Regions from separate parts of the Mus musculus genome. Here region 1 is linked to region 2. Evidence: chromatin loops called from intact Hi-C (ENCODE). Cell type or tissue: gastrocnemius. All regions are shown on one strand. Links, peaks and the distances in the headings refer to the core of each region. The heading gives the core; the rest is flanking DNA. Region 1 holds the start of Gm32247 (a long non-coding RNA gene). Region 2 holds the start of Gm46969 (a long non-coding RNA gene).

Region 1 (5,379 bases), core at 98-5,097, 56 kb after region 2:
AATAAATTCACCCCCCCTCCCAAGATCATCTAAAACAAAATAAAAATGGTAAGAGAAAGGAAGGGAGAGCAAAGGGAAGGGGGAAGGGCAGATGAAGAAAGAGGTCATTTGTAGTACAAGCTCCAAGCCTTCACTTCCAGTGCAAAGATAATTGCAATTCTTGAAAATTATTGCAGACTAGATATGACAGTCATGTATTTTTAACTGCCTTTCATGCCCCCCCTGTTTGTGTTGTCGGCTCGCCAAAACTTCCTTTCTCCTCCCTCAAAGACACTGCAAAGCCATAATTAAGTCTGTGCCATCAAATGGACAAGCAGGAGCCCTGAGTTCTGCTAGAAATAGAGGCTACAAATGGTAAACACTCGAGGGAGACCTGGGAAGGTCTTCCCACACTCTGGGCTGCCTGTGAAGTTAGCTCCTCCCACACTTTTCTAGACTCAAGCCTCAAGGGTAATTCTGTACCTGCTCTAGGAGGCCCCTTAACTTTTCTGTAGCTAACCTGTGTGTTGGGAAACAGAGTGACATTTAGGACAAGCACTTGCATGCACTAGAGAATGATCTTCTGCAAACTTTGTGGACAACGACAAAAATCAAACCTCATTGTCATTGTGCTTTAGGTGGATTTCCTTATTTTCTGCCATTGCCTTCTTAAAATACTTTCTACCTGCATTCCCAAGTATATGCAAATGAAGTGGTTAATATGTGTGCAACGTCCTGAAGAAACGACAGGTCTTCTCTGTCCCCCAAAATCCTGAGCTTTTCTTAACCTCTTCTAGGAACTATACATTCACTCCAGGATGAGTGTGTATATGTGTGCCTTTGTTTACAGAAAACCTGCTGGCTCTACTGTAACACTGGATTTGGGAACAACAACGACAAAGCACCCAACTCTTGATTCTACATCAACTCCTACATATCAACTTAAATTTATGAGAGGAAAAAAAAGGCAAGGTGGCTACTGTTGTTGATTTGTTTATTTCTTTCTCTTTATAATCATTAACAGCACATGACTGGTGTGCCTTCTAATGACCCTGCTCTGCCAGAAGTCTAACATGAGACTAGTTGCTAGTAAACTCATTAATGGCACAGTCCTTAACCCTCCCTCTAGGGTCTGCCTTACTATCTCTGGACTATTCATGACGCCTGCAAACTGCGTATCCTGCTTCCCGACATAGATCCCGCTTAGTTCTTTCAGCACACGTATGACAGATCAAAGAGCAGCTTGAGAAGGTTAAGTAAGGCGAAGAGGCTTTTCTTCCCCTCCAGACACTGGATTTGGAAGCTCCACAGATCCACCCCCTTGGGGACATGAATCAGCATGTCAGGGATTGCCCTGTAATCTTGAACACATCCTCTTGAGTTGGCTGGTATGTTTCTGGGGCAAGCTCAGGCTAACCCTGAAGAATCATGCAGGTCTTCCCTTGAGAGACTGAGGCTGTCAGCACCGCGGCGGCGTCTTCCTTCCCCCCCAAGAGGCAACCTTGCAGACGCGGCACTCTGGGTACCAGCAAACACATCAAGTCAACCCGCAAAGTTCAGAGGAGTTGGCTCTGGTATGTTTACAAGTCCTAGCAGATCTCAGGAATGTTCAGGATAATTATTACCGCACCCAGAAGCGCCCAACCCAACCCTCTCACATCTGGAAGGAAGGAAGCGGCTACACAAAGGAGAGCGAGAGAGACCTCCTCCTGCCACTGAATTCTTAGACCAGAGGAAGACTGGAGCCCAGCTCTTCCCTCTTTGTAAAGGGACCTAGCACTAGTCAGCAGCATCTTTAAAAGTGCAGGAAGCCCTTTGCAAAGGAAGACGTTGGCCACTAGTCCAAACAAAACAGCATTTCTCAAATTAGGGTTAAATGTGCCTTCTCCGATGAAAATAAAAAGTGAAATGCTCCAGAAAATGGACAGAGAGCAGTTCACACGCACACAGCCTCTCCAATACAGGCGCGCTTAGGATGTGACACGCCTATTTACAAAGGGTGGCCAAGCCAAACCCTGGACGTCCTCAGCTAAGGCCAGGGACCCCTCCCTCAGCTTTTCACCACCTTCGGATGGCTTCCCCGGACAGAAGTGTCTGGGATTCAACGATTCATCTCCCTACCTCCCACCAAAGCAAAAAGCGCGTGGTCCAACGCGGCGTGTTCTCAAACCCCACCAGCGTCAAAGCATCAGACCCGCCAAACTTCCTGTCACTACACTGCCAGAGCCACCAAAGAGCGGCGCCAAGTGCCTAGGAACTCCAGTCCAGGCTGAACCAGCCCGGGAGCTTTGGGGCGGGGCTTCCCGGTGGCAGGAGATTGGGGACCAGCTCTGCGGGTCCCCAACCTGCGCGCGCCGGGGGGTGGGGGGTGGCGGCGCACTCTGCGCTCCTAATGTGGAACCTCGGCCTCCTTCCTCCAGCGACAGCGCGCTCTGATAATCCTGGGACAGTCGCCTACCTACCTGCTCAGCCGCCTCCTTCCTCGGGCGAGCTGGGCTGTTGTCGCCTTGCTACTTTATTGTCTGCGTTGCGCAGCGCGCGGGACCCGGGAAATCCTCTCCGCGCCAGTCCCGCAACTCCAGGGCGCGCGGCGCCTTCCTCTGCAGCAGCTGTCTTCCTCTCGGTCCTCCTCCTCTCCGCCCAGGCTTGGGCTCAGCGTCAGAGCCGCGCAGCTCAACTCCACGGCGGCTAGCCGGGCAGCCAGAGCTCTCAGCATCCCCTGGCCCGGTATCCTTACCAGGATACCCACGCTCCGCGGAGGAGCCTCGAGCCGCCTTCCCCACCTTTCTCAGTGTCCCCACCTCCCTCAGTCCAGCCTCTAGCCGCTGTCAGCACCGGCTCTCCACCGATCTCTCTGCACTGCCCCCGCCCGTCGCCTCTCCGGGGGCCAGGGCGGCCCTGCCAATGAGGCTCGGCGGATGCGCTGTTCCGGCCCAGTCATTGTATCGGGAGGAGGAGGGGGAGCGAAGCAGGGAGGGGGCGCTCGGCCCCGCGGTTGCAGCTCGCCTGGCCTTCTGCGCGCGCACAGGCGACGGGTAATGAATTTAAGAGAATCTTGGGGTGCATCTAGGAGGCGGCCGGAAAGCTAGCTTCTTTGCATCACCCTAACTTTGAAGCACCATAGGACTCTCTATTGTACTTCCTGGATTTAGGCATCCCGAGACCTTAGGATAAGGGAGACCTCATAACCTGGAGAAATGACTGGATCTTAGACTCTTGCAATCAGATGGCTCTGAATGAAAGAAGAAAGAGGAAGCGGTGTCTGATACTGTCCCACAGTAGACAGTTATGATATGGCATTTAATTCTCTATCTGACTCGGAGGTGCTGTGTTGCGATTTCTTTGAAGGCTCAAAAAAATTCTCTCCAAACAGCTAATAGTGACAGGGCAGAGGTCGCAGTCTAATCTGATGCTGACCTTAACACAGTGATTGGGAGAAGGAAAGGGGGAAGCAGTTCATGAAAGACCCCAACTAAGATTTATCCAAGCCGGGCGTGGTGGCGCACGCCTTTAATCCCAGCACTCGGGAGGCAGAGGAAGGCAGATTTCTGAGTTCGAGGCCAACCTGGTCTACAAAGTGAGTTCCAGGACAGCCAGGGCTATACAGAAAAACCTTGTCTTGAAAAACCAGAGAGACAGAGAGAGAGAGAGAGACAGAGAGAGAGAGAGAGAGAGAGAGAGAGATTTATCCAAATGAGTTGATAGGGGAAAAGGCTGTGCAAATCCTAAAGCTCTTTTAACCCCCCCCCCCAACCAAACACACACACATTTCTCTGGGTACTTGCAGTTAATTCATTTTTCAAAGTAAATCCATTACAAAACTAATTATCTTCAACTACACAATTATATAGCTCTGTGTTTTGTTGAACAGTTAGTTGACTTATCACTTGTGAGTCTTTAATCTCTCGGCAATACTGGATTTTTACTTTCCTCCCTTTCTTGTCTTCTTCTGTCCCCGCTCCTTTGCCTGTTTTCCTCTTCTTAACAGAACGCAGTCCTACACACTTTGAGGCAGGGAGAGGACCTTGGTTTCCAGGCCCTGATATCAGTGCTGTTGATGGGAAGGGAAGGGAGAAGGCAAGATTTGAAGTGACAGACACTTGAGGTGGCTTGGTGTGTGACAGGTATTGTGCGTGCCTGGTGTAAGTTTTAATTACATTTTCTTCTGGTGCTGAACGGACTGTTTGCTTTCCATTAAATAGAAAATACTGAATGAGCAGCTAACGTTTGTTGAGTGGTAATTACTTGCCCTCGCAGACCTGAGCTGTGTAAGCTGATCGCTTGACACCATCTCACTTCCCTCCCACCTCCCACCCTGCACCCCCCCTGCACCCCCCCACCACCGCCCACCCCTAGGGCTGGGAAGATAAGGAAGCTCCCTGCAGCCAGGTCTGCATCCGTAGTGTGAGCCCATTCAGTGTCAGTTGAGTTTATGGAACTCTGTTTTAACCAGGAAGCACATGAGCCCGAGAGATCAGCTGACCAGCTTGGGAACAGGACCCTGGGAAGAGGTGGTACCCACCTGTAAAATTGCAAACCTCGATACAAAACGCCTGTTCAATGCAATCACCCAGGTAAAAATATCTCCCCATAAGCGAAAGTTTTTGAGACTTTTGTTTCCTTCTAGGTGGGGATACTTTGTAAACCAGGAGACCTTTTGGAAGGTGGGACTTGGCTGGTGAAAGTACTAGCGGTGAGCCTTTGAAGACAAGAGTCTGGATAAGTTCCCCAGTTTTCTGCCTCCTGGTCCGTGGCGATATGACGTTGCAATGAATGCTGCTATGGCTTTCTCCATGCTTTTCCCACCATGCCAGACCAGACTCTCTGAAACTGTGAGTCAAGTTCAAGTTCATCTTTGCTCCCTCAAGTTGTTTCTATAGGTGTTTGGTCAAGAGTGAAGAAAGATAATGAATATGCATGCACAGGTCTTGTTTCAAAAAAGAGACTCTTTTTTTTTTTTTTTTTTTTTTTTTTTGGGCCAATCAATTCTCTAGGAGATGCTGTCATAAAGAGGGGGAAGAATGGAAGAGGAGCAAAGCCATTGATAGGAGGATGGTATTTGTTTTTAAAACACAAATATATATATGTAAACCTGTGTCTAAATATGATTGTAAGATAAGCCCAATGAGACAACATCTAGACAGTGAAAATATTATTTATTTGAGTTTCAAAAAAAAAATGATCAACACCTCTTGTAGTCTTTGTCAAACCAGTAAATAGGTAACTCCATGCTGGGCAGTGTGAAAAAAACAAAACACTGCAATGAATCGAATAAAATATGTGTTCTGCAGGAAGCTGTAATTTAATAGATATGAGGCAAATATCTATGGTCAAAATGACAGCCATGAACATCAGGAACCAAAAATACAGAATTTCCAGGTTTTTAAAAAAAAAAATTAA
Region 2 (5,379 bases), core at 132-5,131:
AGGAGGAGGAAGAGGAGGAGGAAGAAGAGGAGGAGGAGGAAGCAGGCAGATCCTTGGGGTTTCACAGCCAGCCAGCCTAGCTTACCTGGTAAATGTAAGGCCATGAGAGGCCCCATTTTATAAAATAAGGTAGATCATGCCTAGGAAATGATACTCAAGGTTGACTTCTGGCCTACATATTTACACACACACACACACACACACACACACACACACACACACGAAAGGAGAGTGCAAAAAACGTAAAATTCTAGCTAAAACAGTTTGATGTGATATATATGGTAGATATATAATATAGGTATAGGTATAGGTATAGGTAATAGGTATAGGTATAGGTAATAGGTAATAGGTATAGGTATAGGTATAGGTATAGGTATAGGTATAGGTATAGGTATAGGTATAGGTATAGGTATAGGTATAGGTATAGATAGTGTTCAGGCTATGACTTCCATTGTAGAGAGGGCTCCATACTTCTGAAAACCAAAATTATTGCTTATAGTACATTCTAATTTTCTAGAACATCCACAGTTTTTAACCTGTCATCTATTTGCACTCTCAAAAGTTTCTCATTTAGAAGATAGGGAGATGGCTCAGTGGGGAAAGTGCTTGTCATGTAAGCATGAAGACCTGACTCTGGTACCACAGAACCCATATAAGCCAGAGAGTGGTGGCATGTGTTCACAATCCCAGCCTTCCAAGGGAAAGATGGGAGACAAAGACAGGGAGTCTCCAGAAGCTAGCAGGCCAGCCACCCTGGAAAACACAGCAGCAAACAACCAAAGGACCAGACTTCAAACAAGGAGTGACACTTGAAGTTGTCTTTCACCTCCTGCATGCAAGACAGCTCACACATACCCATATGCATGCACATTCTCTCTCTCTCTCTCTCTCTCTCTCTCTCTCTCTCTCTCTCCCTCCCTCCCTCTCTCTCTCTCTCACACACACACACACAAGCACACACACACACAAGCACACATAGCCCAAACACACAAAAAGGTACTATTATATGTCTCATTTGGATAATAAATACCACAGCCATGCTTCTTCCTTCACACAGCTAATGGAATAGTCAGGTTGATTGCTCTACTTGATTTAAACTTACTCGAGACTATGAGCTCCTCTTAGGGTTTCCCTCTATTGCCTCACTTAACACTGACAGTAATGGGGCGGCAGTCACGTAATGCCCTTAGGTTGGGTTTTCCCTGAGACGAAGAGTTAAGGATAAGCATGTTTGGGGACATGTTCCTACAAAGCCTAGGTAGGGGGTTGAAGAGCTGAGACAAGAAGGGAAGGAAGCTTCAACATGGCGCATTCCTGTCTCGGTTATCACTGGGAGTGAGCAGGTCTCAACCTCACCGGAAGCCCTCCTGACACAGTGTGACTGCCCTTGGTATTTCCCACAGGACTCTGTGGCTGCAATCATATCACTGCTTCAGTCTTTCAGCACTTAAGCTCCTGGGCCTGTTTGCCCTCACTCAAGAGTGTCTGGACTGTTCGATCTTCAAAGGAGACTTGTTCCTATGGCCAGACAGAAGGTGCAGGAAGTTGAGCAGTGTGTGTGAGAACTGTCTAGAGACAGCCTCCTCTAGGGAAGGCCCCGGGGGCTCTTTCAATCAACTCTAGGCAGACTGAGGTTTAGAGAGGTTAGGTCACCGTCTCAGAGCTGCTTACCTAGTGAGTGGTGGAGACCAGACTGTTACCTCGTCATCCTGGCTTTGTCGGGTTTCACCTTAGCCACAGCTCAGCCCCGCCAGACCCCATGCCTGCCTCAGGTGTGCTCCACCCTGGATCCGAGCACAGGCTTTCTGTCATGGCCAGAGGAACTCTGGTGATGTCTTGCAAAATTCCGACAGCTGCAGAGCCAGGTCACCGTGGCCTCAGCCTTAGCCTCCATCAGAGTCCTCCGGGCCTCTGAAGACATGACAGGTAAGGACTGATCCAACCCCTGACCCCAGCACTCTCCAGAGCACCGTGATTTCGCAAAGCCACTTCCTAAGCTGTCTGTGGGAGACCATGCCATCAGCCTGTCCCTAAGCAAGCTGACTTCCTTACACATCACATGCATGCCTGTCTATCTTCTTACCCTCCTGATCATTCTGTCATCCCCTGTCACTCCTGCTTCCCTGGGATTCAACGTCACAGTAAACCGATAGCATTGACATTTTCATGTGTAACGACATAATTCACATATAGTAATGACATTTTGGTAAGTGTTGACATCTAGGTAACCACACCTGTATCCTGATCTAGAATAAGACCATCAGTCCACAAGGGGCCTCTCCCTACCTTCATTCATTCTTCTCAACCAGGACAATAAAAAAAAATCTTTGCACCATTCTATTTTACCTACTTTAGAATGTATAAGTGAAATCATAGTCTACCATACAAGCTTTGGTCAAGGGCTGTTGATCAAAGTACCTAGACCAGGCCTTGCCATTCTTGAATAGATTTTTTGAAGAATTTCTCATACTTCTGGTCCACTGATGGACACAGAAGAGGAAGGAGCCAAAGGGAGGACAAATACTAGCCTTTAAAGTTCATTGTCAAAAATGCTTTCTTTGCGTGACATGTGAGATGTGACATAAGTGTGTTTTCAACTTGTGTTTCTTCCTGTAAGAAGTCTGGGGGTTAAGACATCCTTTGGTTCACAACTAAGAGGTTCTGTTCATGTTGAGTGGCAGCCTGAAATGACAAACCCTGAAAGGGGACAGGGCTGGGATTTGAACTTGACAGTATCTAACCTCATTCTTGGCTCTTCCACAAAACGTTCTGCTTACACTTATCAGAACAAAAATCCTCTTACTGATTTAGCATCCATGATTCTGAGGAAGCCCCAAGAGCAAACATTGTCTCATGCATCATGAGTTGGAAGGGTAAGAAAATGTAAAATGTAAAAAAGGGAGGGAGGGCTCTCTTCACAAGGAAACAACTGACCTGCCTTATGAGAACAGCTTTGGAAGGCTTCCCACTAGTGCTCCACACTGGAGAAAAAACCTGGGGGGACTGTAGGAAACCCCAATCACTCTGCAGAGGAGGCTGGCTGCTGGAATGCTACACTGGAAGTAAGTGAGAGAGCATGGCAAACAGGCAATGTGCCTCACCTTGGTTCATTTGGAAATGGAAAGAATTGTTTTACTCACTTGAGAATATTTATGGGGCAATGGCTGCAACGGGCTGAGTTACTGAAGAAAAGCTTAGTAGAGTTCACTACACCTTTGCCTCACAGTAATTTTTTTGAGCCATGGTCTCAGTATGTAGCCCAGGCCTACCTTAAACTCGTGTTCTTTCTACCTCAGCTTCCCAAGTGCAGTGATTACAAGCAGATAGCACCACGATTGGTAGCACTCATTGTAATTTTAAAGATATGCTTATCATCTTCTCTGATCACCAGTAGCCATTTTGAACTATAGGGAAAGAGCAGGCTGGCCGAGAAAGAGTTCTCTGGCTACAGAACACCAGTATTTACTGAACACTCCGAGTATATCTTGACAACCCACTGGCTTGACCCATGAATGCAGGGACTACCACAATATTGTTGGTGCTACTTCGTAAAGAATGTCTAGGGGAGGGGCTGGAAAGCAAGCCTCACCTGGATCTGATCACTAAACTGGTGAGAGGAGGGAGAAGGGCTTTCTTTTATATAAAATATGAAGCAAGGAGGCTGTGGAGATGTTTGCCTTGCATGCATATGGAACTGAGTCCTTGTCCCAGAGCCCATGTGTAAGAGAAAAACAAAAACAAAATATCCCATGTGTACTGGTAATCCCAGCACTGGTGAGGCAGGGCCAGGCTGATTCTGGCTTTTTCTGGTTGGAAGCCTAACATACTTGATGAGATCCAGGCCAGTGAAAGACCATGGCTTAAAATCCAAGGTGGATGGCACCTGGGGATGACACCTGAGGGTGTCCCCTGGCCCTCACATGTACACTTGCACCCACACGAGCATATGTACTCCTGCATGCACACATACAAGACCCATGAGACTGGGACAAGCAGTTAACCAAGTCCGCCAATATTTAAAATATGGAGGTGCCTCATAGAATTGAATGCAGAAGAAGGAGAGATAAAACTAAATTTAGAACATCACTATTTGGCAACCCTTAATGAGATAATGGACCCGTCTCGGTCTGCTGAGACCACAGACTGACCACCCTGTGCAATGGGTCTCCAGAAAGAATAATACAGCATTCATGCAAATCAGTGTCAAATATGAAAGGCTGAATGCGAATCTGAGCAAACCCCTGGGTCTCTTTACCAAAACCTAACAAATAGCAAAATCGCGGGCATTATACCATGAGGATGGTATTAGCTAAATCTAGACAGTGAGAACTCTTTAGGCCAAACAGCCCTATTTAGATATTGAAGAAATATCTAAACTGTAAGAAAAAACAAACAAACGGATCAGGAATTTCTAGAGCTAGAACGAGATTTTTTAGACACATCTATAATGCTAATAGGTTAGTGAACCTCAACTCAAAATATATTCAGTAAAAATATGAATCTGTTGGTACATTATACATATTTATTATGCTTCCTACATATTATTTGAATAAATAATGTATGCATATACTACTAGAGACATTAAAATTTAACATTAACTGGGTTTTCCTTCCATCTTTATACACGGGAGACTGTCTTTGTGACAAGAGTCTGTCTTTCAGAGATGTTAGCTGAAATCCTCGTGATTCAAGTGACATGATCTGATGACAGAAATGTGATTCCAGATGAGAGGAAGAGCAAGGGTTAGACACGGCACGGTTGGTTTTGCAAGTTAACTGAAGCTAGACTAAGCACGGGGATGTTTGCTTTGCCTTTTTAAAAAGTGTGTTCAAACTTCCATAACAAAGCTTAAGTGGAAAGCAGAGAACTCTTGGAAAACAGTAAGACCTTAAGGAGTATGCATGCCATCAAACATTCTTGGGTTCCCTGAGCAGCATGGAAGTCAGGGACCTGGGCCTTGATCCTGTGTCTCTGTCTAACTATCTGCACTTTCCAGTACATCACTGAGTCTGTTGGAGCGTAGACTCCGGAGCCAGTGAGAACTGGAATTGTAGGCTGGCCCTGCAGATATGACGGGCCATGCTGGTTCCCTGAGTTCAACTCTCCCCAACTCTGGACAGCTCAGGTGACCTTACAAGTGACTTACTGATAGCCAGTACCTGAATGGTATGCTTTGGACCCAAATCCCTTTGATACCAAATATATCCGTGTTTGTCACTACTGAGTCACGTGGTCTTCAATGGCGGGGCTCACTATGTGGTCTCAAGGTCTAGCTCCCTATGTTTCAGTTCTAGTTCTGACTGGAAAGTCAGGTGATTCATCAAGTGTCAGTTTTTGGTTTTCTTTCCTTCTGTCCTATAAAATACATTCATGAAAGAA

The links. A loop is a pair of places that touch in the nucleus more often than their neighbours do. Peaks named below come from ENCODE experiments on the same cell type or tissue, not always from the same donor. Only the 100,000 strongest peaks of a DNase experiment are listed, where the experiment ranks them.
Region 1: it touches region 2 in a loop (6-fold over the local background); 1 of 42 quality-filtered maps calls a loop at or near these places.

What each region holds. Positions count from the first base shown.
Region 1 is chr6:97,614,749-97,620,127 of GRCm38, forward strand. It overlaps Gm32247 (a long non-coding RNA gene), which reads left to right and starts at 1,738. Exons shown (of 4, transcript XR_003956339.1): 1 at 1,738-3,014; 2 at 3,968-4,103; 3 at 4,607-4,811. It also overlaps a transcript of Frmd4b not described here. In gastrocnemius, for the core only: no CTCF peak of the experiment used is centred there; DNase peaks (open chromatin) are centred at 1,505, 2,246 and 2,888; H3K4me3 peaks cover 2,362 bases; H3K27ac peaks cover 2,040 bases.
Region 2 is chr6:97,558,398-97,563,776 of GRCm38, forward strand. Gm46969 (a long non-coding RNA gene) reads left to right here and starts at 1,635. Exons shown (of 3, transcript XR_003956342.1): 1 at 1,635-1,926. It also overlaps a transcript of Frmd4b not described here. In gastrocnemius, for the core only: no CTCF peak of the experiment used is centred there; no DNase peak of the experiment used is centred there.